Regions from separate parts of the Mus musculus genome. Here region 2 is linked to region 1. The links are chromatin loops, found by intact Hi-C in ENCODE. Cell type or tissue: heart. All regions are shown on one strand.

Evidence for each region. A loop is a pair of places that touch in the nucleus more often than their neighbours do. Peaks named below come from ENCODE experiments on the same cell type or tissue, not always from the same donor. Only the 100,000 strongest peaks of a DNase experiment are listed, where the experiment ranks them.
Region 2: it touches region 1 in a loop (2.4-fold over the local background); 3 of 42 quality-filtered maps call a loop at or near these places.

Annotation. Positions count from the first base shown.
Region 1 is chr2:144,004,371-144,006,870 of GRCm38, reverse strand. The region is part of intron 1 of Rrbp1 (ribosome binding protein 1); the gene reads left to right. Among named protein-coding and RNA genes, the nearest start is that of Rrbp1, 5.6 kb to the left of the region's middle. In heart, a CTCF peak has its summit at 1,541; a DNase peak (open chromatin) is centred at 1,550.
Region 2 is chr2:143,866,486-143,868,985 of GRCm38, reverse strand. The region is part of intron 2 of Gm33648 (a long non-coding RNA gene); the gene reads right to left. It also overlaps a transcript of Bfsp1 not described here. Among named protein-coding and RNA genes, the nearest start is that of Gm33648, 4.4 kb to the right of the region's middle. In heart, a CTCF peak has its summit at 1,492 (motif pointing left); a DNase peak (open chromatin) is centred at 1,465; H3K4me3 peaks cover 349 bases; H3K27ac peaks cover 668 bases.

The sequences.
Region 1 (2,500 bases):
CAGCCCAGTGTAGTGGAGTTTTCCTCTCTGTCTGTTGCAGTGTATTTCCTGACAGTGGCCGCTTGTAGATTTTGTTATACTCCATACAGCTTTGAAAGCTCACTGGAACTTGGGAAGGGTTTTTGAAATCTTTGTTGTAATCATATGTCAGTGCTCAGTAGAGTGACAGAAAGCCCAGGGTTAAAGGAAACCTCCATGGGCGACTAGTTAATGTCTTGCTGGTCAGAGAGAAGGCCCGCTGAGACTGTGCTGGAAGTCTGTAGCTCTTTACAGTGGTAACAGGCATAAGTTGAACTAAATGACCTTCTTGAACCCACACCTTTAATTCTGTACCCTAAGCTTAGACAGGCTTTGAGCAGATAAGGCCTATGTTAGTTTATGTATAGACTCCAAACCCGTATAACTAAGAAAACCAACCTTTCAAAAATGGAGGATTTTTTTTCATTAAAATTTAGGTTTTTAAGGCTTTTACAAGAATAGCGAGGATTTGGTCTGATTTCTTCGTTGTGTTTGTAAGTCTGTGGTCCTTCAGCAGCAACAGCTCTACCCTGGTGTATGTTGTGTGCCTGGTAGTCCTGACGATCTGTGGAGCTGTAGTAAGGAGCAGCCCTGGGTTGGGGTTCGGATCCTAGGAACAAGGAGTAGGACCTTTCCTCCTCAGGCTTCAGTGTCCCTTTCTTGTAACGTGGAAGCATCTTTCAGGCTGTGGGCCCTAGTTTATCTGTACTCATTGCTCTCTCCTTGCAAATCCCATCAGTTCAGCTATCTAAGGGAGAACTTGGCCCTTCTCACGCTCTCTGCTAGTTCTACTCTATCCCTCTGTCACTGTTACCTTGAGGCTGTTTAACATTAGTCTTTGAGATGGTCTCGCAGTTAGTTCTGACATCACCCCTGTCTTCTAGACTGTTCCTCTGTGTCCGGTCCTTGGTCTGCCTTGCCAGTCACCTCCTGGGCCCCATTATCGTTATGCCCCACTCCTCCCTTCCCTTCTCTCCTGCCACACCGGCCACCTCTGTAGGTCAGACTTGTGTTTGCAGCAGGGCTTTGGGATGTGTTGCTTTTACCTGGGGAGCTTTTCCCAGATAGACATGAAGTTGCTTCCTGCCCTGCTTCAGATATGTTGATCATCTTGTTTAAAGTTGACAGAGACCCTTCCATCCTGTCCAACCTGTGCAGAGCTCTCTCCTCATTCCTACCACTTGTTATGTGTCCTGTACTTGACCTGCCTGTCATTGTCTCCACTGGAGCACAAACTCTGTCAATACAGGACCATTATCTGATTCATTTTCCCAGGTATCCTAGGGTCTAGAACAGTTATGGCACCTAGTAGCAGTCCATGCTTGCTGGGCTAATGGAGAGGCTTTTCCCGTGCAAGTCTATAATCATTTAGCTCAAAGTAGTCTGGATTCCTGGAGTATCAAATATAAATACAAAACCATCCCAGAGCCAAATGGGAGTGAGTTTTGGATTACCTCCAGTCCGCCTGCAGTTGAGAAATTGACAAGAACGTTGAGTGGTTGTTAGGTTTCTTCAGCCCTTTGCTGCCCTCAGAGGCCAGAGGTGTAAATGATGCCTGGGACAGGGCTGTGGGCTTGAATCCTGGCTCTGTCCTGGGCTTCAGTCTTCTGTAGAAGAGTTTCATAGCCTTGGACTGAGCATGTGTCTTCATTGTTGCTCTGGTCCCAGGAGGAGTGTTAACAAGGATCACCCACACTTCCCAGGATACAGCGGGGCCTGGGTCAGGCCTGCAGAGGAACTAACTAATCTGTCTAGGAAACAAAACATTATTTTTAGTTTGAATAATGTGGTGGCTTTTTCTAAAAAGCTTTGGATTTTGTGCTTGGAGAATAGAAGTGTGCTGCAACAGTAGCAGGGAGAACTGCTGTCTTGTAGCTAGCATGGTGTTTTCCCTTCTCTCAGTCAGACTTTGTGTCAGGCTAAGGAGTGAGATGAGTTGATGAGACTGCATTCTTGTCTCCCCTCATGGCAGTGTCTCCTGAGGAACTTAGAATGGAAAGTAGCTGAGGTGAAGGAAATGGCTGAGGCAGGGTGATCTGGTTGGTAAGGTCAGATTCCAGACCATCTCCGTCTTTTCTCTCCCACTCTCCTACTGTTGACAAAGAAATGGCAAGTGTGTCCTGAAGTCCCAGTCTTTTGTGGTGGGAACATCTGAGTGACTCATTTTATATAGAAGGGTAAAAGATCCTTGTCCATACCCATGGTTTCTGGAACTTCTGATTCAGTGCTTAAAAATACAGTTCAGCTGTATAGAAACTAACTTTGTTTTCCATGAAGACTGCTCTTGAATAGGAATTAGTTGTAGCTTTATTTCTGTTGGCTGTTATTTCCTGTAGTTAATGTTTATACTGTAGTTTGAAAAGTCACTTCATAGTCATCACAGTGATTGAGAAAAGGAAGGAGAGGAAGGATAAATGAACTTTTAAACCCTTTAATGAAAAGTCTTACTAGTGACCTGTGGAGGAACTTCTCTAAGGTCCAC
Region 2 (2,500 bases), 140 kb after region 1:
AGGAGGAGGAGGAGGAGGAGGAGGAGGAGGAGGAGGAGGAGGAGAAGGAGAAGAAGAAGAGGAGCAATTTGCTTTACAGTTACTTAGGGATGTGGCCCCTGGCCAGTTTATTAAGCTCCAGTGGATGGTTCCTCATCCATATTATATAAGCAGCATTGATAGACTTGATGCATTATTTGTTTATAGAAGGAGGAGGAGGAGGAAGAGGAGGAGGAGGGGAAAAGGAGGAGAGGAGGAAGAGAGGAGGAGGAGGAAAGAGAGCTGGAGAGATGGCTCAGTGGGTAAGAACACTTGTAGTTTTTACAGAGGACCTGGGTTCAGTTCCCAGCACCCACATAACTCCAATTCCAGGGGATCTGACACCTTCTTTTGATTTCCATGAGCATGAAATATGTACATGGGGCACATACAAACATATACACATACATACATACATGCATGCATGCATACATACATACATACATACATACAGGTAAAACACCCACACAATAAAATAAAATAAATAAATATTTTAAAAGGTAAAAAGAAGACATAAGTTGGGAGGGAGTCTTGGAAGGGACCTGGGAGGAGGTGAAGGAGGTGTGAGGGTTACATAAAATCAAAATACATTGTCTATATATATATATATATATATATACATATATATGAAATTCTCAAATAATATATATGCATATATGTATAATTATACATCTATTTGTTATCATCACAATTTTCCTGAAGTTCTTGGGATCTGAGGTTGTAATTTTGTCTTTTGTTATAATGTTAAACTTACAGAAAACTTGAGGGAAGAAGTGAGGGGCTCCCTCTGTACCCCTGACCAAACCCATCATCTCTTTACACGTTGGCTGACTTGCCTTGTTAGTCTATGAATCTATTTGTATGTGTCTAAACTCCATCCCTACCTTTTTATTCCCAACCCAGTGTGTTTCCAAAGGACAGCTTTCACATGTCCTAAATACAGTGATCAAGATAAGGAGTTTTAAATCTGCTTTGATATAATTCGCTAGTCCACATTCCACATTCAAATTTCAGCAACGGTTGCAGTAACACTCTCACTCTCTCCAGTATTTCTTGTTTTCAGCATCGTGCGTTCCAAGAGGCCAACTGTCCTCACGTAAATCTGGGTCATCTGATCCTCCAGTTGGTCAAAGAGAATAGGAGACATAGCATCATACTGATCGCTTTGTACTGCTTGACTCTCAAGTTTCACTTTCCAGAAGCTTCTTGGAGTCAACTGTGCATGTACAGTTGGAGTGACTTCTGAGTGTGATGTCACCCTTCATATTAACTTACCACTCCCAGGACACTGAGCATGCATTGCTGTAAGTCCTTAGACTTGGGGCCTGGTTGGACCACGGGCTACATTAAGCAGGGATCTTAAAGCCAAGAGTCTTCTAGTCTTTCCAGGCTTTCCCGGGCAGGCAGTCTTGCCTTCCGAAGTGGTACAATCTGCCAGGAAGGCTTCAAGCACTGCAGCTGGGCATATGCCTGCTGCCCTCTGGTGGCAGACAGCTATATGTGGTGGGAAAGGATGAGAGCAAGCGTCACAGGCCAGGCAGTTTAAACATCAGACTTCTCCTGGCCTAGGGGCTGGCCATCTGACATCGAGGCGTCATAGGGGCTCTCTGGTTGTCTTCTTCCCCTGTGTGCCTGTGTTCTAATCTCCTCCCAAAAGGACACCAGCCATGAGAAGGCACGCCCTATTATCAGTTATTCCTAATTGCCTTGTTAAAGGTCCCATCTCCAAGTGAAATGGCATTCATGTGAGGTGTACGGGGTGTGAGTGGGCTGGGGGAGGTACAATTTAGCCCATAGCAAGCAAGAAGGACATGTGAGTTTTTTTTTTTTTTTTTATTAAATCAATCATTAAAAAACAAAACCGTTGGAGAGATGGCTTAGTGGGTAAGAGCACTGACTGTTCTTCCGAAGGTCCTGAGTTCAAATCCCAGCAACCTCATAGTGGCTCACAACCATCTGTAATGAGATCTGACGCCCTCTTCTGGTGTGTCTGAAGACAGCTACAGTGTACTTATATAATAATAAATAAATCTTAAAAAAAAAAAAAAGGCTGGTGAGATGGCTCAGTGGGTAAGAGCACCCGACTGCTCTTCCGAAGGTCTAAAGTTCAAATCCCAGCAACCACATGGTGGCTCACAACCATCTGTAACAAGATCTGACGCCCTGAAGACAGCTACAATGTACTTACATATAATAAATAAATAAACCTTAAAAAAAATGAGATTACAAAAAAACAAAACCAAAAACCTTGGTTAATAACATTCTTTAAAGTGTTCAACATCATTAGCAGGCAGAGAAATGCAAATTAAAACTGCCTTGAGATGCCACCCTATTCAAGGTATAATGGTATTATTACCAAGAAATCAAACTTAGACGTTAGGGAGCACCACCCCTCTCCATCTGTTAATAGGATGTTTCTTACTTGGGATTTTTGGGATGCTATCTCACAATTACACTGAGGTCATACCTGAGTTACACAAGC